Regions from separate parts of the Homo sapiens genome. Here region 2 is linked to region 1. Evidence: chromatin loops called from intact Hi-C (ENCODE). Cell type or tissue: heart left ventricle. All regions are shown on one strand.

Evidence for each region. Hi-C counts contacts between places; a loop is a spot of excess contacts. Peaks named below come from ENCODE experiments on the same cell type or tissue, not always from the same donor. Only the 100,000 strongest peaks of a DNase experiment are listed, where the experiment ranks them.
Region 2: a loop joins it to region 1, with 1.9 times the contacts of the local background. A loop is called at or near these places in 9 of 110 quality-filtered maps.

The regions. Positions count from the first base shown.
Region 1 is chr15:99,406,551-99,411,550 of GRCh38, forward strand. All of the region lies in intron 4 of LOC105371017 (a long non-coding RNA gene), which reads left to right. Among named protein-coding and RNA genes, the nearest start is that of LINC02244, 6.6 kb to the left of the region's middle. RefSeq lists an enhancer at 2,894-3,393. In heart left ventricle, a CTCF peak has its summit at 2,661; a DNase peak (open chromatin) is centred at 2,721; H3K27ac peaks cover 2,050 bases.
Region 2 is chr15:99,483,908-99,488,907 of GRCh38, forward strand. LOC107984790 (a long non-coding RNA gene) reads left to right here and starts at 2,811. Exons shown (of 3, transcript XR_001751711.2): 1 at 2,811-2,962. RefSeq lists a silencer at 2,722-2,771. In heart left ventricle, no CTCF peak of the experiment used is centred here; a DNase peak (open chromatin) is centred at 2,754; H3K4me3 peaks cover 1,027 bases; H3K27ac peaks cover 2,510 bases.

The sequences.
Region 1 (5,000 bases):
ACAAAATTAGCCGGGCATGATGGCACATGCTACCAGTCCCAGCTACTTGGGAGGCCGAGGCGGGGAGAATTGCTTGAACCTGGGAGGCGGAGGTTGTGGTGAGCCGAGATCGCGCCATTGCACTCCAGCCTGGGCAACAAGAGTGAAACTCAGTCTCAATAATAATAATAATAATAATAATAATAATAATAATAATAATAATAATAATTCTCATCCCTAAAAACGCTTCAACCAAACAAAAACCTTTCCCGGTTCTGAGCCATTCAGTTGGCCTTTCCAGAGCCAAAAGTTTGTGGCAAGAATTCTGGTCCTTGCTCTAAAAGCAGTGGCCAGTCTTCCAGGTGCACCCACGTAGCCCCGTCAGGCTTTCTGTGCTCCCTGCCAGCTGCTGCTCTGGAGCTAGGATGTGCCAGGGTTAGCATCTTAAAAATAAAGATTTCTTCCAGCTGAAGATCAAAAATAGACTTGGTGAGAGTTTTTCAGATGAGAAAGAGGAGAAGAGCAGATTCTCTAAAAAACTGGTCCCGATTCTTACCCAAACCCAAGCTAGAGAGCTGTGTGTGCCCATAAACTCAAGTCCCCCTTCTCAGCCTCTCAGAGTCCACCCGTAGCCTGAAATCAGGCCCGTCCCCACCTCGTGCCCATCATGGTGCTGCACATTCCTCTGAGGAAGCTCTCGGTTCATCCAGGTGGACAGTCGGGACCAGAGCGACAAAGAAGCCTGCAAAGCCAGGTGCAGCAGGGCTGGGTGGGCACGGCACGGACCGAGCTTGCTCTTCCCTCCCGTCCCAGCCAGGCACGCTGTCTGCGTGGTCCTGGCCTGGGTCCTTACCAATCAACAGACATGAATGGAAGTCCATCTGACACTGATACCCTGCCCAAATTGGTTGCCATTGCCTCTTTGCTGTGCTGGGACCTTGGGCAACACAAGGGCTGAGGGTGATGAGCTGAAAGCTGCTGCTTCCAGCCTTCGGGCAGGTAGGGCTCAGACAGAGGAGCTGGTGGATTCTGCCTAGGGGCTCCACCAAGACCTTTTGAGGGCTGCTCCCCAACACCTGCCCTGGGCCTCACGTGCCTGAAAGGTTTTATCTGCCTGGGGAACCTGCATGTATTAAGTAACAGCTACTTTACTGTCCCATTTTTCTTGATAATCAAAGCACGTGTATCTTTGCACACAGCCTCAGGTCAGGCTGGAGGGTCTCTGGGTTGTCATAAATCCCACCTAAGGCAGGTGTGCTGGGCCTGCGGCATGGGCACGTGTCTGCCTCCATGGGGTGCTCCCCGGACCCTGCTTCCCATTTGCAGACCTCTCGAGCCCTGGACTCAGATTCAGAAGGGCTGGGCTTTGAGGACCTAGCCCTGCAGCCAGAGAACCACAGAAGCTGCTGTGGCAGCGCTGAGACTTCCTGTAGGCTGATGAGGCTGACTCTGGAGGTGATGGTCCCCAAGTCCTAGTCACTGGCACCACCACATTCTGCTGCCCCTGAAGTCCAGAGCCACCTTTGCCCTGGAGGGGACACAGCTTTGCAGCTAGATGGCATGTGTTTGCCCCCAGCCCTGCCATGCCCCTCATCCTCTCTAAGCCTCATTTCCTGATCTTATAAAGGGAAACGACGAAGAGATTCTCCTCGGATTTTTTTAAGGAATAATGAAATGTGCCTGGTATATGACAAGGCCTCAAAAGGAAAGCTTCTCCCCATTCCCTGCCATCCCCCAAACTCTGCCCACTCCCTCCTGCCCACTCCCTCCCTCTCTTGGGCGTGGCTCAGTATTTATCTTCATTCCCTGGAGCTGAGTTGGTTGGAGGGAGAGGGGTGCTGTAGGAAAGCCCTCCTCCTGTCCCCAGAGAGATAGCATTCCCGAGGGGCTGATTCCAGCCTCCGCTCGCATCACACTCCTGCCAAGCCTGCGGCCTCCTTTTTTCTCCTTATGGCTCAGAGCCCAGTTTTGGAGACATTTGGCTCTGATGCACTTCTAAGTGCTGAGACAAGTTACTTGGATGCCTTTAAACCCAAAACAAGGTCAGACATCAAACCACATCTCGCTGTGCAGCCAGGCTTCCACTCCCAGCTGCCCCAGGGAGGTGGTGGAAAGAATAAACAGTATTAATGGTGGAGCTAATATTGTGCCCACCCAGGCTCCAGGCCCTTCACCAGCTGCAGCCACTCTTGCTGATGGTAGTCTGGGGTCTCTCTGTTTATTTGCTATATGTTTGCACTCGTAAATGTTGCGCATCTTATATAGTATGGTTTTGTGGGCATTGCACGGATAATATTGTTCTTCAACTGTGCTTTCACTAACTTGGCATTGCTGAGATGAGGCCCTGTGGATAAGTTTTGTGCATGGTTCCCCTGAGCTCCTGGCTGCCGCCTGTCCTCCCCAGAAATGGCCAGCATTTGCTGACTCTGAGGCAGTGTCTGGCCAAGGAGTGCCTTTCCTTCCAGAGCACAACACGATCACTTTAATGATAATGTCACTTAAAGATATAAAAAAACAAGGCACATTTGCCTGATTTGAAGCTGAGAGCATATTCCGTATGCTGGTTTAGGGCTGCAGAAAAGTTTTTGGTGCCAGTGACACATACACAGCACTGTTTCCTGATCTGGGTCATGGTGACGGCCGTGGCACCCTGAAAAGCACCTAGCACCTAATACTGGCAAGGGGTAGAGGGAGCTCCAGAGCCAGGGCTGGGCTGGAGATTGCTGCTCTTCCTGCTCCTCCCGTGTCCCCAGCTGCCAGAGGGAAGCTGCTGCCTTCCTGTTTAAACGCATCTTAAATCTGTGCTCATCAAAAGCATCACCCAGGGCCGGGCACGGTGGCTGACGCCTCTAATCCCAGCACTTTGAGGGGCCGAGGCTGGCGAATCACCCAAGGTCAGGAGTTCAAGACCAGCTTGGCCAACATGGTGAAACCCCGTCTTTACTAAAAATACAAAAAAATTAGCCAGGCATGGTGGCGGGCGTCTGTAATCCCAGCTACTCAGGAGGCTGAGGCAGGAGAATTGCTTGAACCCAGGAGGCGGAGGTTGCAGTGAGCTGAAATCGCGCCACTGCACCCCAGCCTGGGTGACACGAGTGAGACTGTGTGTTAAAAAAAAAAAAAAGGCATCACCCAGAACATGGGCCTGATGGGCACCCTGGATGCCACCCCAGCAGCCACCTGGTGAGCGGGGCCCCACTTAATGGGAGCCCTTCTAGAACAGCTCCATGGTAAATGCCCCCACTGCAAGCTGTAGGTTATGGGCAGGGGACCTCGGTGCCTGCCTGGTGCTGTGTGAGAGGCTGCTGTGCCCATCAGGAACAGAGGTGGGCTGGATGTCAGCCTCCACTGCCCATAACACATCCCTTTCTTCACCTGGGGCTGTTTGTCTGAGATGTGAGTCAAACCTACCCTCAGATGGCTTCATAAATATAAAATTGACAGAGTGGCCTGGTGCAGTCACTGCTCACACCTATAATTCCAGCACTTTGGGAGGCTGAGGCGGGTGGATCACTTGAGGGCAGGAGTTTGAGACCAGCCTGGCCAATATGGTGAAACCCCATCTCTACTAGAAAGAAAATACAAAAATTAGCCTGGTGCGGTGGCACATGCCTGTAATCCTAGCTATTTGGGAGGCTGAGGCAAGAGAATTGCTTGAACCTGGGAGGCGGAGGTTGCAGGGAGCTGAGATCGCACCACTGGACTCCAGGATGGGTGACAGAATGAGACTCTGTCTCAAAAAAAAAAATTAAATAAATAAAAAAAACAAATAAAATAAACCAAAGCTATGGTTTCCCAAGGGTCTCTGAAGACCTAGTCAACCTTGGGGAGGTGGCCCACAACAAAGGGGTTCCATCTCCAGCCATCACCACTCTGCATCAGGTAAGGTGCCAAGTGCAGGCCAGCCGGGATGCATCCTAAAGGAAGGATCCATTTTAGGACACAGCCACCAGCCAGCCTAGCTGCCCAGCCCTAAGGCAAAGGCCCATAGAGTTTGATTTTCTGGTGTTTGACTAATGTCCTCTCGTTTTAGAGCTTGGGTTCCTCTGCTGTTGTCCACCAGCTCCCTCCCCTCTCCCCAGGCCTGCCCCAAGCATCCCTGGGCCAGGGCTGAGCCTGACTGGCCAAGCAGCATCCCACTGTCTTGGGCACTGTGATTGGTGGAGGAATCCAGGCTTGAGCCAGTCAGCACAGGCATTACCCTGGGCCCCAGAGTTGTAGCTCCAGTGGCTTGGAGGTGGGCGTGTGACCTAGTTTGAGACAGCGAGATGTGAAAATGGTTCCTTGCTCTTCAGAGTGAGCCAAGGAAAGAAACACCTCCCTTGTCTCTGGACATCTGGGCGGGTTTGAGGCCTGGGACAGCTGCCACCATTTTGCCACCATGAAGGAAGCCAGACTGAGGATGAAGCTGACACAGTTAATTCGGGGAGACAGAGAATCACTGAGAAATGGGGCCACAGCCCCTGGATGGAGCCAGTCGTGAAGCCCACCCTGAGCCTCGGCATGGAATTTATGTGAGAACAAACTTCCCTGTGGTTTGGCATCTTAGTGTAGGTGGTTTTCTTTGAGCTTAGGTGAGAAAGGGCTGAGGGTCTCTTCAAGGAAACCTCCCTGCAGACTCCCTTTCTGGCAAACACACCTACTCTGAGACTAGTCCAGTGTACCTCGAGGATCAGTATTGCACATTGATGTCACAGGGTGAGTTGCCTGGATTAACAGGCATGTCAAAGGCACCTGCAGCCTTGGCTCTGCCTGTCCTGGATCTCTTTCCAAGTGACCCCCCAAAGACCCTAAGTCGAAGGAGTACAGGCAATGGGCTTTGAGACCAGAGAAGAAGACAGCAAAACCACAGGCATACCTCCAAGGCCAGGATGCCACTCTCTGGTGAGATCAGCTCCCTCATTACAAAGAGAGAGCCTGGATTCACCGCTCCACAATCCCAATGGCTGTGCTTCTCCTTAGAGAGGCCGGAGGGCTCAGAGGTTCAGAGCACTGGGGTACCCAGCTCTGCTGCTTGTTTT
Region 2 (5,000 bases), 77 kb after region 1:
GGGATTACAGGCATGCGCCACCACGCCCCGCTAATTTTTGTATTTTTAGTAGAGATCGAGTTTCACCATGTTGGCCAGGCTGGTCCTGAACTTCCAGCTTCTCTTGAAAAGCAGGAGTGTCTGACACACTGAGCCTGCTTTCCTGCAAGGTAACAATTGCCTGTTGTTCAAGAGCAGCTGCCCACTGCCCCCCGGCCCCATGAAGGCTGAGGGCTGTCTAGTCCGGGGGTCCCTGCAGGCATTTTGGATTGGCTTCCATACCTGCCTCTCAGCTGAGGCCAGCTGAGCACACACAAAAGTAGACTCTGAAGATGGCCCGAGTTCCAGCCTCACCTCTGCCACGTATGAGTCATGTGACGTTGGACAAATCCCTCATCCTCATGGGGCCCTAACTTTCTCATTTGTAATGGGGGGTAATAGCAGTATTTACCTCAAGAAATAAGAGCTGTGAAGATTAAATTAATTAGAACAGTGCCTGGCACACAAGAATCACTAAAATAAGCTTAGCTCTCATTGCTTGACGTTTCCATAAACACTCAAGTGTCTGTCTAGAATGGCACCATAATTCCTGCCTCACGGGCCACAGAGTGTCTCTAGGGGCACAGATGAGCCCAGCTACCTGGGGGGTCCTTGCTGGGTGAGGGAGGGTCTCTGTGGTCCACCCTAGGCCTTGGAAGTGGATTTCCGTAGCTGCAGCACTGGGGCACACACGCAAGGGTATAGATTTGAACTCAAGAAATGGAAAGAGGCCAGGCGCAGTGGCTCATGCTTGTAATCCCTGCACTTTGGGAGGCCAAGGCTGGTGGATCATTTGAGGTCAGGGGTTTGAGACCAACCTGGCCAAAATGGTGAAACCCCGTCTCTACTAAAAATAAAAATAAAATTAAAAAATAAAAAAAAATTTAGCCAGGTGTGGTGACAGGCACCTGTAGTCTCAGCTACTGGGGAGGCTGAGGCAGGAGAACTACTTAAGCCCAGGAGGCAGAGGTTGCAGTGAGACAAGATAGCGCCACCGCACTCCAGCCTAGGTGACACAGTGAGACTCTGTCTCAAAAAAAAAAAAAGAAAGAAAAGAAAAAGAAAAAAGAAATGGAATGAATATTTATTCTTTGTCCTCACTTTTCAAAGAGTTAAAAGATGAAGCTAACTAAAGTAGAGATGTTGGCTGACATTCATACTCAAAGCCTCGTAAGAAGGGCCCAGGGCTTCCCTAATGACATACTTTAATGGCGTGAGGATTTTTTAAATGGACCCCAAAATAAGGCAAAAATAAACACAAAAAAGCCTCCAGCAGGGAGGCACGAAGCCTGAAAGGCAAATGGCATCCCTTCCTGCCCTCCTCAGCTCACGAGGCAGCTTCTTCCTGCCTTCTGAGTACAGGCGACTGACCTGCACACAGAGCACCTGGAGCCTTCTGACCTTCATGAAAGACTCTTGTGTCTGACCACCCCTCATCCTGGGAATATCCCACAGCCTCTAGGGGCTGCCTGCATCCCTGGGGACTCAGAGTGTCCATGGTGGACCTGAGGCCACAGCTGAGATTGTTGGTGGGGACATTCCTAGGGAGGGGTCTGTGCAGTGTGGGTGGCACATTAAGCAGGCAGCCAGAGGAGCACAAGGGTCGTGAAAAGAAAGGGGTGTTTTGGGGGCAGGAACAAATCTCCCCACCCTAGAGAGACGGAGCCCAGCCTGCGTTTGAACTGCATGCACTGTCTCCTCTGTATTTTACAGGAAAAGGCCATCCGTCAAGATTCAGCTGAATGAGTTCTTCCGATTCAGCCTCTTGTTCCTCCAGCTGTGCCAGCTTCTGCTTTGCAGGTCTTGCCAGGGTGAGAGGGTGTGAGTGTAGATCTACCAGCGCCCCAAAGACCTTGGAGCATGTTCTATAGGCTCCAAAGCCACCTCTGAGCAGGAATGGAGGGGAAGGCTGGGACCCTGAGGTGAGAGGAAGCAGTTAAGTCAACAAGCAAGATAAAAGGTGGAGCGGGGGCAGGGGTGGAAGACCAGAGAGGAAGGAAGTGCTGGGAGGAGAGGTGCCGTTTTTGTCCTTGCCATTTCAAGGATGGCAGGGAAGAGAAGGAGAAGAGAAGAGAAGAAGTTTTGCAGAGACTATGACGGGTGCCACGTCTAAGATCTTTAGGGGAAATGCCAGTGAAGAGTGGAATCCATTTCCGATTGCTGAACTGTGCTATGATATTTTGAATCCAGCACTGCCCCAGGCCTGAGCTGCAGGAGCCCACAGCTTCTATGGGACTACCGAGGGCTGGGGTGGAGTGAGGGGTGAGGGCAGAGACACTCCATGAAAAAGGGATCTGTCCAGCAAGGACCGATGAGATGGAGAGACTCAAAATAACCAAGCCTGGTCCTGCCTTCAAGGAGCTCACGTCTGGCAGAGGCGAGAGAAATGTTGGAGAAACAGATGTGAATCCCACAGATTCCCCGAGCGTGCAAATCCCTGGCACCACCCAGTCAGCCCCTTGCAGTTTCCCCAGGCGGGCAGCAGACACGCAGCCCACGTCTCTGAGGGCTGGCTGCGTGAGTGAACTGCCTTGAGGTCGCCTGGGCTCCCACGGACCCCGCCTTCGCCCTCTGTCCTCTTTGTGTGTTTCGTGACAGGAGGGACGTGCGACGTCCACATATTTTTCCTGGAGCAGGAGAGGGGTGGAGTCGGGGGAGGAAGGAGGTGGGGGCGGGAGAAGCAGGGGGCGGTACCCAGTGGTCTAAGCAGCCTGGGGGGCGGGTGGCTTGCCAGGGCGCTGGGCATGGCTGTCGGCAGGGACTGCAACATGTGCGTGTGGCACCCTGCCCAGGGGAGAAATCCGAAACAGCTTTCTACACGGAGCTGCTGCTCCTGCGTGCGGGCCCCACCCAGCTCAGAGCCAAACAGCTTAGGGAGCCAAGGGATGCCTTGAACCTTGCAGGGGACAGGAAGGAATCTCTCGGGCCAGGGTATTTGTAGCAGGTATAAAATTTATAATTAATATTCAGATGCTCAGAAATGTTAACTTTATTTTCTACCATTGAACTCCATTTGTTGGAGAGCCCCATTTCTGTTCAGTAGTGGAAAAATACAAACCTCGTCCATCCTGGAGAACGCAGTCACATCGAGTTTGCCGTTTAGTCCATTCCGGGGGTGAATTCAGTCTCTGGGAAGGGCTCAGTCTTCCCAGGAGGCATGTGAGAGCTTGGGAGCTCCATGTACAATCTTAGGAGGGGGCTGGGCCCTCTGGCTGGCAGGAAGTAAGCACCCTCCATTCTGGGATCCCCTAACCTGCTGGGGTCCCCATCCTTCCTCCTCCGGTGACAGAGGAGGGCGCTCACTCAGGCCTCAATTCTTTTACTCCACCCTCTCTCTTCATGCTCTTCTTCCAGCCCAGGAAAATGGGATGTACTGCATTCCTGTGTGGCAGGAAATTGCCCACATATTCTATCCTGCTCCTTTCCCATTCTAGAGCTGAAAAGCAAAACTCTCCACTCTTCTGCAGAACATGAAATAGTCTAATTCACAGCAGCAGAAAGGGGAATGAATGGCAGGGGCCAGGGGCAGGGGAGAGGGAAAAGGGGAGTGAGTGCTGAGTGGGGACAGAGTTTCAGTTTGGGAGATGAAGAAGTTCTAGAGATGGATGGTGGTGATGGTTGCACAACAATGTGAATATATGTAATGCCCTTGAATTGTACACTTACAAAATGGCTTGCGCCTGTCGTCTGGGCTACCCAGGTGGCTAAAGTGGGAGGATCTCTTGAGGCGTGGAGTCGGAGGCTGCAGTGAGCTATGATCAGACCTGTGAATAGTCACTAGACGCCAGTGGAGTTCAGTGTCTCTGGGAGAAACATAGCGAGACCCTGTCTTTAAAAAATAAATAAATAAATAAAATAAACATAAAAAATAATTAAAAAAAAATTTTTTTTAATTAAAAAAAAAATGGGGGTGGTTGCTCACGCCTGTAATCCCAGCACTTTGGGAGGCCGAGGTGGACGGATCGCCTGAGGTCAGTAGTTCAAGACCAGCCTGGCTAACACAGTGAAACCCCATGTCTACTAAAAATACAAAAAATTACCCGGGCGTGGTGGCGGGCGCCTGTAATCCCAGCTACTTGGGAAGCTGAGCCAGGAGAATTGCTTGAACCAGGGAGGAGGAGGTTGCAGTGAGCAAGAGTCAAAAAAAAAGGTTGAAATGATACATTTTATGTTATGTGTATTTTACTACAAAAAAACAAAGCTCATGTCCAGTCTCTTCGGCTTTGGTGCCTGATAGGTTAAAGAATGCTTCTGGAATTTACAAGACTTCTTCCTCTCAAGTACTTGGCTCTTAGAATTGAAAGACTCACTCTTGTTTCTGAAATGGGTTTCAGGAGCTTATCCGGGATGTCAAGAAGGAATGTTGTCACTTTCTCTTTGTAATCCAGCTATAATAATCTCAATCCTCCCCTAGCAAAACTGGGGGGAAGGTCACTGACAAGGAAGCATGAAAAAAAGAAAAATAATTAATTAGTCTTAAGTGTTATCTCCTATTTTCAACAACCATGCATTAGAAGTGCTGGATTTGTCAAGAGATTGGAGTTTCATCTGTTTCTAGGACTGCTTGAGGTATCGAAGTTTACATTTAAGGGTCTCATTGTGATTAGTTTTAAGAATACAGAGAGACAGCCATAAAAAAGGAATGAAATAATGGCCTTCACAGCAACCTGGATGGAATTGGAGACCATTATCCTAAGTGAAGTAACTCAGGACGTTCTCACTCCTAAGTGGGAGCTAAGCTATGAGGATGCAAAGGTATAAGAATGGCACAATGGACTTTGGGGACTCGGGTGAAAGGGTGGGAGGGGGTGAGGGATAAAAGGCTACATATTGGGTACAGTGTGCACTGCTCAGGTGATGGCTGCACCCAAATCTCAGAAATCACCGCTGAAGAACTTACTCATGTGACCAAACACCATCTGTTCCCCAAAAACCTATTGAAATTACATAAATAAATAAATAAATAGGTACTTGGAGGCAAC